Linked DNA regions of Homo sapiens: region 1 is linked to region 2. The links are chromatin contacts, found by Hi-C or POLR2A ChIA-PET in ENCODE. All regions are on one chromosome and are shown on one strand. Each heading gives the region's core, a stretch centred on a gene start or an enhancer-like site at or near the end of the contact. The rest is flanking DNA. Distances are from core to core; before and after follow the strand shown. Region 1 has its middle 25 kb from the start of RBMS1. Region 2 overlaps RBMS1 (RNA binding motif single stranded interacting protein 1).

What was found. Hi-C counts contacts between places; a loop is a spot of excess contacts on that map. ChIA-PET counts read pairs that join two places held with the same protein, here RNA polymerase II (POLR2A). Pooled maps may share reads with other maps.
Region 1: a pooled map shows a loop between it and region 2 (2.6-fold over the local background). The contact joins two enhancer-like sites. A Hi-C loop is called at or near these places in 1 of 168 maps with a recorded cell type or tissue (esophagus muscularis mucosa) and 4 of 50 pooled maps. POLR2A ChIA-PET finds 5 or more read pairs at or near these places in 2 of 52 experiments (HEK293 and activated T-cell).

What each region holds. Positions count from the first base shown.
Region 1 is chr2:160,515,638-160,522,255 of GRCh38, forward strand. No RefSeq gene overlaps it. Among named protein-coding and RNA genes, the nearest start is that of RBMS1, 25 kb to the left of the region's middle. Within about 2 kb of position 1,539, at least 2 of the 41 ENCODE cell types and tissues checked have a DNase peak (open chromatin) inside an H3K27ac peak, as active enhancers do.
Region 2 is chr2:160,319,777-160,326,257 of GRCh38, forward strand. All of the region lies in intron 2 of RBMS1 (RNA binding motif single stranded interacting protein 1), which reads right to left. Among named protein-coding and RNA genes, the nearest start is that of LINC02478, 51 kb to the left of the region's middle. Within about 2 kb of position 1,440, at least 2 of the 41 ENCODE cell types and tissues checked have a DNase peak (open chromatin) inside an H3K27ac peak, as active enhancers do.

The DNA of each region.
Region 1 (6,618 bases), core at 289-2,788, 200 kb after region 2:
ATCAGGTGAGCTTGGAGGGCATGAATAAAAAATGGCTTCCATCAACAGATTTTTGTGACTCACTCCAAATGACATTTATCAACCAGGAAGCAGGAGAGGGAGAAAACAGAACACAACCTACAGAGGGAAGAGATAGTGGTTGGCAAGACAGCAAATTTATAAAGGATTCTAGACGAGCACATTGTCAAAATGGTCAACTGTTTAACATATATCAAGACGATGGAATAGCAAGACACTAAGGAAGAAAGTGTTCATGAGCATGTTCTATTTCTGTAAGTAGAAAAAAGAAAGGATCAGGTAGGCACGGTGGCTCATGCCTGTAATCCCAGCACTTTGGGAGGCCGAGACAGGTGGATCACCTGAGGCTGGGAGTTCCAGGCCAGCCTGACCAACATGGAGAAAACCCATCTCTACTAAAACTACAAAATTAGCTGGGTGTGGTGGCAGCACATGGCTGTAATCCCACCTACTCAGGAGGCTGAGGCAGGAGAATCGCTTGAACCTGGGAGGCAGAGGTTGTGGTTAGCCAAGATCGTGCCATCGCACCCCAGCCTGGGCAACAAGAGTGAAAATCTGTCTTAAAAAAACAACAAAAAAAAAAAAAAGAAAGAAAGGATCATTTTTTTAAGTGGCAAATTTTAAATGGCAGCTCAAATGAACCAGAAAGTAAGATGGAAAGGAAAGCTGAAAAGGTAGTGGCTCACATACTTCAAGTTTGTTGATAACCCAATGTGGATGAAGTTGAACTGATGCATGGCGAGATATCCGATGGGAGGCTCTCTGATTATGGGGAATTTTAGAGTGGAGAGTTTCGAGGGAGAGAACTTTGGAGGTTGAGGCACATTAACTCATAAGTATTAGAGTTAGAGATGGAAGAAATAGCAAACTGGTTGATTAAAGGACTATCGGGTCAGTGTCAGGGAGTGTAATGCTGGGGGGTGGAAAGTGAAGATGCTCACACACACTGCGGAAGACAGTAGTCCCCATGGGACTAAGAGGCAGGTTTTAGAGATCAGTAGATTGTTGCAGAGATTTCTCAAGTATATTGTCTTGCCAACTAATCCTGAAAACAGGTGGTAGGTCTGGGTCCAGCTGAAGATTTGCTTGACCTTGTCTTACACCTAATGCTAAGCGAGTTTTTGTATTACCTTCTGTGATTGATGTCATCTCAGTATTCACAGCACACCCACACTGTGCTCCAGAAAACATGAAACTAACAAAGCCCAGCTCTCAGCATCTTCCTCCTCACTCTCAGACATAACAAGCCTGCTGGGACAATTCCAATGAGCTGCCTTTGCCTGGGACAGAAACGTAGGGCTGGAGAGGGTGGAAAACAAAATGATCTTCCTACCTGCTTCCTGTGGGGCCATTTTAAGCGGGTGGGAGAGTGGGAGGGAGAGCTTATCTATATTTCAGTGCTGGTTAAAAAACATACCTTGGCTTTTGATTCAAGGTACTAATTTATGTAGTTTACATATTTGCACTCTGAGCCCCACGGTTCTTAACCACAAGTACACAGGCGTGTAAAAGGCCATTTAAGATGAGTCACTGAAATCTCGAGGGGCGTTTGTTCTCCCTCCTGCCTCTTCCACTTCTAGCGTGTTAGGTGAAGTTGTATTTGGAGGAGGCCCACAGGAAGAGCTAAGCAACAGCTTCAGAATTCAGCTGGAGCTTATGGTACATCATGTACCTCAATGGAAAAAAAAATTAAACTTGCCAGTGTCTACGTTAAAAGTTTTTGACATTTATTTAAACAAGGTCAGTTTCTTCTTTCTCTATGAAAATAGGCAAAATATTGCCACCTAAATGTCTTCATTTCAAGTAATTTGCAACACATACACAAATCACTGAGGGGCTAAGGTGACATTATTGATAATTCAAGTTTCAAAAAGGGATTCTGAGAAATTGCTTTACTGCTATGTGTTCCAGACTGACTGCCTCCATTAAGTACGTTCATTAGATAATCGCCTGACTTTTCCACTTTCCTTTTCTGGTGAAGCCACATGTAACATGTCCAAAATGTCTAGGGGAAATCATGGAAATCATGGAACTTGTGCACATGCATACAGCATTGCTTTTCAAAAAGGACAGAATATGTTCAAGAACTATTTATATTCTGGGCAAGCTTTGAATTTGTATATATTATGTGCACAGAAGATAATTTGTTATCATGTTGTACACCAAATTAAATGACCCTTTGATACTGAGGTCATGCCCATTCATATTAGTAGGAGTTAAAGACACCAAGAGGACCAAAAACTGATGCCAAGAATGCATGGAATGGTTTCCATGGAGCATAATGGCACAATTGTCTTATGGAACAAAATTGAAAAGAACTGGAGAACAGGAAAAGGGCGTGGTGTCTGCAAAAATGAAAAACTTTATTCATGGATTCAAATTTATGCTTAAAATGAATTGAATGTGATACACCATTCTTAGTTTTCAGACAAACGTTAGAAACTAGCTAAATAGTGATGGAACTTTTAGAGTAGTCTGGCAAATTTTTCTGGAAATTACTTTCCCTCAACCTCAAGTATTATCACCAGTTCTTTTTCACTCTTCCTGAGAGGATGAAAGAACATCTTCTAATTTTGGTAGAGACAGTGTCTTACTCTGTCACCAAGGCTAGAGTACAGTGGCATGCAATCATAGCTCACTGTAACCTTGAACTCATAGGCTCAAACAATTCTACTTCAGCCTCCTGCATAGCTAGGACTGTAGGAGCACACCACTATGTCTCTCTAATTTTTTATTTTTAGAGACGGGGTCTCGCTACATTGCCCAGGCTAGTCTTGAACTCCTGGCCTCAAGTAATCCTCCTGCCTTGCCCTCCCAAAACGCTGGGATTACAGGTATGAGTCACCACACGCAACGTACTTTTATTTTTTAACTAATGCTTTTGAACAGGTTCCTTTCAAACTCCTTCTCAGGACTTCATGCCACCGATCTTCACATTGCCTTATAAACCTGCCATTTCTCCCTACACATCTTGACGGGCTTGTTAGTAGAGTCCATTACCATGAAGAAACCAATCTGACCAAAAGATTGTTAAATTTTTGCCCAAGAGATATCCAAACAATTTGTTTTATCTTCCTATTTAACTGTTGGTTACATTTTGTTGTATTCTATAACCATAATTAAACCTTCCTATGATTGTCTACAGCTTTGTGAATGCTGAAAACCAATACATTGCTTTAACATTCTTGTATGTAAATATTGGTCACTCAGAGGCTTCCTGATAGTACAATTTGGTGCCATTCTTAGGACCATTACTTGTGTTAAATTCAAATTAAGGTACCTTTCTTATGCCACCAATTGCTTAAAATCATTCCACAGTTTAGTTTGTTTCATAATTTCTAGTCTAGATTGTTTGTTATGGTGCTTTCCCCACTATGTATCTAACTAGTTCCTTTCATACTCTTCTTATAACTTGGAATCTATTTTATTGTTCCCTAAAGCTCCTGACTTTGTTTGAATTTGACAACTTTGGTCATTCGTGGACTAATACTTTCATAGTTACCCCTCTCCCAACTTTTCCCACAGATCTCCTCCTCGGAATCCTTGTACCTTACTAGTGTTATAATTTGGACTGATTACTTTCTAGGTTTTATGTCATTCTATGGCTCCCTTTTACTGTGCTCCTGGATTGGATGGATGTACTGTTTCTTGGATCCTACATTTTTTTCTTTGATTACTTTGCTCCTTTGTTTTGCTGTAGTACATTTTTAAGAAACTACTTCTGAAGAGATACATGGGATGAAATGTTCTGAGATTTTACAAGTTTAAAAATGTCATTTCTTCTGCTCTCACCTCTGAAAGCTTGACTGAGTGTAGAATTCTAGGTTGCAAAAAAAAAAAAAAAATCCGTTAGAACTCCCTAACATGATAAAAGGAATTTATGAAAAACCCACGGCAAACATTATGCTCAATGGAAAGACGAACACTTTCTCCTAAGACAAAGGAACAAGACAAGGAGGTCTGCTTTTGTCATTTTTATTCAACTTTGTACTAGAAGTTTTAGAGCAATTATTCAAGAAGATGAAGTAAAACTAGTCACAGATGATATGATCTCATATTTAGAAAAATTTTTAAAAATTTCCCAAAATTATTAGAGCTAATAAATGAATATAGCAAAGTTGCAGGATACAAGATCACAAATTCAGTGGTAATTCTACAATGAAGAGACCAAAAAAGAAATCAGGAAAACAGTACCATTTATAATACTATCCAAAATAATAAAATACCTTATAAATTTAACCAAGGTGGTGAAAGATTTTTGCACTGAAATCTATAAAACATTGCTGAAAGAAATTGAGGAAGACCTAAATAAATGAAAAGATATAACATGTTCATGAATTAGAAGATTTAATATTGGTAAGATGTCGATACTAAAGCAATCTAAACATTCAATACGGAGTCTATCAAAATTCCAACAGCCTCTTTATTTTTTTTTTGGCAGAAATGGAAAAACCAAACTTCAAATTCATATGGAATTGCAGGGCCCCTAAAAAGCCAAAACAATATTGAAAAAAGAACAACAAAATTGGAGAGCTCACATTTCCTGATTTCAAAAGCTACTGCAAAGCTATAGTAATTAAAACACCGTGATACTGGCACAAGGATAAACATATAGATGAATAAAAGCATGAGTCCAGAAATCACAGATCTGTGGCAAACTGATTTCAACAAGGGTGCCAAGACCATTCAATGAGGAAGAGTAGCCTCTTAACTAAATGATGCTGGGACAATTGGATATCCCCATGTAAAGGAATTAATTTGGATCTTTACTCCATATACAAAAATTAAAGACCAGCCTGGGCAACATGGTGAAACCTTATGTCTACAAAAAATATAAAAATTAGCTGGGCATGGTGGCACATGCCTGTAGTCCCAGCTACTCAGGAGGCTGAAATGGGAGGATTGCTTGAGCATGGGAGATTAAAGCTGCAGTGAGCCATGTTCACACCACTGCGTTCCAGCCTGGCTGAGAGAATGAGACCCTGTCTCAAAAAGACAAATAAAACATAAAACCTCAGAATGGATCAAAGACCTAAGAGTTAAAACTATAAAACTTTCAGAAGGAAGTATAGGAGTAAATCTTGATGATATTTAGATTTGGCAATGGTTTCTTAGATATGACCCCAAAAACACAAGTAGCAAAAGAAAATAGAGAAATGAAATTTCACTGAAATTAAAAACTACTATGCATCAAAAAACACTATCAAGGGAGTGAAAAGAGATAGCATGATAGGGTGACTACAGTCAATAATAACTTAGTTGTATATTTTAAAATGATTTAATTACATAATTAGATTTTTGTTTGTTTGTTTTTTGTTTTTTTTTTTTTAAGACAGAGTCTTGCTCTGTCACCCAGGCTAGAGTGATCTCTGCTCACAGCGACCTCTGCCTCCTGGGTTCAAGCAATTCTCCTGCCTCAGCCTCCCGAGTAACTGGGATTATAGGTGCCTGCCACTGTGCCCAGCTAATTTTTGTATTTTTAGTAGAGACAGGCTTTTGCCATCTTGGTCAGGCTGCTCTCCATCTCCTGACCTCGTGATCCACCCGCCTCGGCCTCCCCAGAGTGTTGGGATTACAGGCCTGAGCCACCGCGCCTGGCCTGGATTGTTTGTAACTCAAAGAATAAATGCTTGAGGGCATAGATACTTCATTCTCCATAATGTGCTTATTTCACATTGCATGCCTGTATCAAAACATCTCATGTTCCCCATAAATATATATTCCTACTCTACACTTGCAAAAAATTTTTAAAAATAATAAAAATAATTTTTTAAAAAAGTGAAACAAACCATGGAAGGGGAAAACATATTTGCAAATCATATATATGATAAGTCTGATATCTAGAATATATGAAGAGTTATTACAAATCAACAACAGCAAAATAAATACCCAGTTTAAAAATAGGCAAAAACCTTGAATAGACATTTATTTAAAGAAGATATACTAGTGGCTAACAAATACATAAAAAGATGGTCAACATCATCAGCCAGTAGGAAAATTCAAATCAAAACCACCATAAGATACCCTTTCATATCCGCTAGGATGGTCATAGCTAAAAACCAAACCAAGCAAGTGTTGTCCAGGATGTAGAGAAATTGAAACCCTGAAACATAGACTAATAGACTACTTGTTTCCCAGTGTCTATTAGTTTGCTATGATGAAGTTTATGTTAAGTGTATTTTACCACAATTTTTAAAAAATGAGGGGAGGGATGGCAGGCTAAAGTACCTGTCACAGTTTTGTCAACTGGGCTAGGCTATAGAATGTAGCTACTTAATCAAAAACTACTCTAGATATTGCTGTGAAGATATTTTGTAGATGTTGTTTACATCTACAACTGATTTTAAGTAATGTCAATTTAAAGCTTTGCTTTAAGTAAAGATTATCCTAAAGTGGATGGGAAGGCCTTAAGAGCACAAAAAAAAAAAAAAAAAAAAAATTCTGCCTCAAGACAGCAGCATCTACCCCTGCCTGATTTTCCATGCCTGTCCTACAAATTTTAGACTTGCCATTTCCCACAATTTTGTGTGCCACTTCCTTAATATATATATATATGTGTGTGTGTGTGTGTGTGTATCTCCTTTTTTTTTTTCTGGAGAA
Region 2 (6,481 bases), core at 190-2,689:
AGCTGAAATATATTTATCTAGAAGAAAAAAAAATGGCTTGAGCCACTTCTCTCCTTCAGTTAATCTTCCTTATGTTCACTCTGTGTAATCATGTAATCAAATGATTACTAACTAGGCATGAAAGTAAAGATAATTTCAGGTTCAAATGACAATTACATCTAAGAGGCATAATGCTGCACAAACACCTTCAATTCCCTGTTGAGATTCTGAGCATTTTAACAATATTAACACAGATCACTAGGCTTACAAAGAAATAATCTATAAAAATCTACAAATGAGAAAAAAATAAGTGATCTAAAGACAACCTTTCAGCAACCATCTATCTACCTAGGTTACATGCTTGATATTTACCAGCTCCTATCGTTTGAATATTTCACCCATCCAAATCTCATGTTGGAATATGATTCCCAGCTGAGCATGGTGGCTCATGCCTGTAATACCAGCACTTTGGAAGGCCAAAGCCGGCGGATGGCTTGAGCCCTAGAGTTCGAGACCAGGCTGGGCAACACGGCAAAACCCCGTCTCTACCCTCCCAAAGCACAAAAATTGTCTGGGCATGGTGGTGCGGGGCCTATTGTCCCTGCTACTTAGGAGGCTGAGGTGGGAGGGTCGCTTTAGCCTGGGAGGCAGAGGTTGCAGTGAGCCATGATCTCGTCACTGCACTCCAGTCTGGGTGACAGAGTGAGACCATGTCTCAAAACAAAACAAAAACTCCCAATGTTGGAGATCAGGCTTAATGAGAGGTGTCTGGGTTGTGGGGGTGGATCCCTCATGAATAGCTTGGTGCCATCCTTGTGGTAGTGAGTTCTTGCTCTATTAGTTCTGGTGAGAACTGGTTGTGCAAAGAGCCTGGTACCTCCTCCTCTGTTTTCTTTCTCTATGTGATCTCTGCACACACCTTCTCCCCTTTGCCTTCTGCCAGGAGTGGAAGCTTCCTGAGGCCCTCAACAAGCAGCAAGCGCTGATGCTGTGCTTCTTGTACAACCGGCAGAACTACGAACCAAATAAACCTTTTCTTTTAACAAACTACCTAGCATAAGTATTCCTTTACAGGAACACGAAAAATGGACAAAGGCACCAGGACTCTCTCGTGTGTACAAGTCCTTGACAAAAGCACTTTTAGACTGTATCCCTGTTTCATACTTTTCCAAAAGCGGGGGGACGGTAGGTATGACTCCAATTTGGGGTAAGGAGATTGAGAGTCACAGTGATTAAGAGACTGCTCAAGCTCTCAGAGTTCAGGGCATTTTGTAAACCAAACAGAAGAAAGGCTCATTTAGGAGAAGGAAGGTAAAGGGTTGGCCTTCGACACTTCTAGTTCTGCTTTCAACATTTAATGATGGGAAAGACAGGAAAATGCATGGAGAAAGGGGAATGAGGAAGTAGGCAAAGAGAAAAGGCTCAGTAGTGCTGAATGCAAGCCATGCCACACCCTCTCTCAGCTTGTTTGCTACATCTGGCATGAGTCCGCTCTGCCAGTGCACCTCCCTTCTCTGTGGCAGGTACTCCCCCATCTCATTCCATCTTTCACAGCCCTCTTTCAGGGGTTCTTTGCCCATTCAGCTTCCTCTTCTCCCTCCTTAACTAAGTACTTTCATCAAGTTTAATATTTGGTCTTCAACTGTTTCTTCTCTTAGGAAATTCATTCAGTGCCATGTTTTTAATTAATGAATCTCCTCTGATGCTGCTCAGTTCTTCCTTGTGTGTGTATGTGTTTTTTTTAAAACTCACCAAAGCTTTGGTTTTTCTCTCTTCCTCTTTCTACTTAAATACCTTAATATTTTATTAGGATTCTTAAATATCCAGTGAAATATTTAAGTAGTGAAATATCAAGCCCACGACTTTCTAAATCTCATCTTCAATATTATCTCAAACATGGCTTTCCCTGTCTCTCTCCATATCTCTTTTCATTCACTAGCACTCACTCTCCCAATCTCCTACCAAGCTCGGGGTCCTCGTGCCACCACTAACTCAGTAATTCCTGAACCCAGGTGATCAATAACTCTTCCAAATTTTGTCTTTGATATGTTTCCAATCTTTACTTTCTCCCTTCACTGTTCCTAGACACATGCAAAAAACACATAATAGTTCTCCCTGCATCCAGCTTTTCAACCCTGTCTGTTGCATTAATTTACCTTAAATACCCCTTTAAACATCTCTCCATTACCTATTCTACCCATGCTTGAACTTGAAGAACTTGTTCAAACATTATCTTTTCCATGAAACTATCACTAATCTCTTCAACTATTTAGTTGGCTATTTTCTAAGAAACTAGAAAGGGCATTACATTTGTTGACTTCCTACTTATGTCCTAGACACTGTGCCAGGTACTTTGCATGTATGCTTTTATTTAATTAACTTCACAACAATCTTATGAGGTAGGTGTTATTATTCCCATTTGTGCATATGAGAAAACAAAAAGCTCATACAAGTTTTGAGCATTACACCTTGCCTGAAATCCCAGAGCTCACAAATGAGTAAATTTTCATGGCAACTTATCAATGAAATGATTTTGAGAAACAATGCCCTCTGAGTATGGAAGAAGAAGGGTAATGGAAGGTCTGTACGGTACTCAAATATTCATTTTCCAAGCACAGGACATTTTTTACTCATTTGTTTTAAACATAAGAAATAAACACGTGGCTTATGGTTGAAAGAGGGATAACAAGACAGAGGATGGTGAGTAGAAAAAGAGTGATTTCTGACATTTATCAGTTTTACTTTCTATTGTGGTTTTCCTTGCAAGTTGTGGAGTAAGACTGAAAGACTGTGATTTCACAGAACATCAGAAACGGATTCCACTCTGTCTGTGGGGCAGCTGCATACTGGCCTTCTGCAAACAAGTGGCACAGGAAGCTGCTTATTTGGATTTACCTAAGGTGCTGAAGGGCTTCCCTTTCCTAAAATATTCTTCTTTTGGGCTGTCCACTCAATTATACCACTTCCAGCACAAGAGGCTCCCATTAAAATACAGACCCCAGAACTAGAAGATGCAACCCTTGAAATCCGTCAGGCCCTAGCTAAGTTAGCTCCTCAGTGGGCAACTTGGATATCTTATTGTGGCAATGCAGTATAGAACCAGTAGTTTTTGATGTCATGACAAAAGAGCCAGGAAAGGTCCAGATCTAGAATATGAGGAGGAGCCATATATCAAATGGCACCTCAGGGACTGGGATAAGGAGTGGGAGGGTTCACAGTAGTCATCATCTCTCTCTACTCATTTTACTTGCAGTAAGATTTAAAGTGAGGGGTGAGGGGGAGCTGTTATAGACAGTTAACATTTAATCTAATTCTGTTGTCAATCACCAATGCCTGTAAGAGTAACAGACATCTGGGTACAAATTCATAAAGCAACCAGATCTTCACCTCCCCTTGCTCCTATCTGTAGCTTAATTTTTTTTTTTTTTTTAAATCATCAGCCAGGCACGGTGGCTCACGCCTGTAATCCCAGCACTTTGGGAGGCTGAGGTGTGCAGACTGCTTGAGCTTAGAAGATCGAGACCAGCCTGGGCAATGTGGCAAAACACCCTCTCGACAAACAATACAAAAATTAGCTGGACGTGGTGGTGCACGCCTGTAGTCCCAGCTACTTAGGAAGCTGAGGTGGGAGGATCACTTGGGCCTGGGAGGCAGAGGTTGCAATGAGCCAGGACTGCGTCACTGCACTCCAGCCTGGGTGACAGAGTGAGACCCCCTGTTTAAAAAAAAAATCACTGTTACGGAATAGGGACATATGATGTACTAGGAGAAACAGGTCTCCTGACTGGCGGAATTCACACTCTAAGGACACTAAGAAAGTGCACGACCAAACAGCATGATGTAGAATTTCATGAAAGAAAAAAAAAAAAAAAAAAACTGTGACTATGAAGATTCTTTGGATTTCATCTGGCTTCAAAGTAACTGGGTTAGACCACAGCCCCAGCTACCCAGATTATAATATTCTTTGCTAGAGTAGATAATCCACTCCAGAGCAAGCTCTGACAGTAAAAAGATGAAGAGTAATTAAGAGACATGACTATATAATAATATGAATTTCAAAGGGAGAGGATAACAGGTAAAAGCTCATGTTCAAACCTCTTGGCCCAAGTGAGCTTGGCTAATAAAACCTTTTACTTAGAATTTACTAAAACTTCTTTAGTTTACACCACAGTTTTACTCATTTCTTTCTTTCCATTTAGATCTCCTCTTTCATCTGCTACAATATAAAATGTAGGTATATCTCAGTTTGCACTTAGTATATAAAGCTTAATTTTCTCCTCTGCCTCTATCACTTAGTTACTCCTAAATTCTACCTTTTTGGTAATTTATATTACAAAAGAAACACAAGCTTATTGTACACTTAGAAGACAAAGAAAAGTAGGTTGAAAAATTAAAATCACCTGAAGTCCTGGATATGATTATTGGTGCATATCATTATAGACTTTATCCACTGGCACGTACAAATGTATAAACGTATGTGTGTGCGTGCAAGCATGCGTGCGCGTGCACACACACACACACACAATTTTCCTGTGTGCTAGGGAACGTGCAGCTTTTGAAGAGTCCAGGTTATAAGCCAAAGCTCTGGAGAGTGGCGTCCACTCCAACCACCACCAACAGATGGCGACAATGGTTGTTAAGTTATTTTAATATTGGTCATTTCAGTTGTAAATTCATTTAAGGCACATGGGGTCATTTGCAGTGCTTGTGCTAGTTTTAGAATATTTTATGAATATTATTAAACCTGAAAACACAATGGGTGTGTTTAAAACAACAGTAAAAAAAAAAGTGATATGTATAAACAAAAAAGATACTTTAACTTTGAGAAAGGGCAGAATGTTGCTCATGCATATAGAATGATAGTTTTCATAATAGCTGCTCCTGAAGGACAAACAGGGATTCACACATCCCGTAAAAGACGCTGTGCCTATGTATATGACCATAATTAGCAAGTAGGAGGGACAGGGGATTGAAATGAGAAAAAGAAGAGAAAAATAAAACATCAACATCAGAAAACTTATGACCTCGTGAGTTAATTCAGGGGAATAATAAAAGTAATTACTTACAGGTATACAGCTCCTACTCTATGCCAGGCACTATTCTAAGCGAGATGTGTGTGTGTGTGTGTATATATATATATATATATATATATACACACACACACACACACACACACACACACATATATATGCGCCAATTATTTTAATCTTCTTAATCTTTTGGGGAGGTGGAGTATTACTCCTACTTTGTAGATGTGAAACTCAGGAGCAGAGTCAGTAAGGGACGTATTCAAGGTTACACAACTAAGTAGCAAAGATGGGAGGTAGAATGTTTGCTTTGGAGTTTAAAGGCCAAGCATGTTGACAGCTATGGAAACTTGGGTCACCAACCACAGACTGTGCCACAGATTGAAAGTAATTCCCAGTTTGACTCTGCACACAGCTCCAAAAGAGTAAGGAGATGAGGGGTGGACTCCGTAATTGCTAAGGTCCTTAAGACAGATGCTGATGACATTCAGGAAGAAGTTACCTGACTAAAGACCTTCTGGATACATGACATTGGTCTATCTTGGAATAACATGCCCAGTAGAGCATATACCTCAGTGAGGGGGTCGGCAGGACTGGCTTTAAAGCTTAAAAGGAATAACTAAGGTATCTATTTGAGGGAAATGAATTTGAGGACTACAAATCTATTTGAGGAAACCCCCTCTTGTTATTTTGGAGTTGCTGGGAAAAAAGAAAAAATACAATACACGTCCTCACACATGTACACACAGATGAATGCAGTTTTCTAACTCACTTTTTTGGCTGCTTTGTTTTTTCAATGGCCTCCCAGACAAAGGGGATTTCCTAAAACTTGCTTTAGCTCTTTCAACAGTGGTTGGATAGGGGAAGGAACACAAAGTATACATTACGTCTGTTTAGCAAATAAAGTTTTTTGGAGAATGAGGCCTAAAAATAGTAGAAAGGGTCATTACCCATGTTATTCTGAATTCTCACTACCTGGAATAATTCAGCTGGTTATATTTCCTTTATTTACTTGGCATGTAAAGTGGTATTTGGAGATGAGATAGAAGATGTAAAAATTTATTAGGCAATCAAAATCAAGTAAATTTTATATGACATTTACCTCTTTTGCCCTGATGATTTTCAATGTTTCTACTTCCAAGACACAAAAATTAAGGGTATAGAAAGATATTCCCCATTTCATTTGGTTGTTCTGGCCTAACTCTTACATTAGATAGCTGCCCCTTCCACTTGTGTTATATGGCTGAGTGTACCTTTATGAATAAAAGATTCCTGGTGTATGTAGCTGGAATTGAAGCCAGGGTTTAAAGGAGAATGCTTGGCAAGAAAAGCTACTGCAGACCTAAAGGTCAGAAACAACTGAAAACCAGGCGCTGAAGGTGAAGGGATTACGGGAAAGATAAGTACAGTCAAGAAAGGAGAGATCAAACCAAGAAATCAACTCAAAAATATTTATAGCATGTTTACAGTATGCC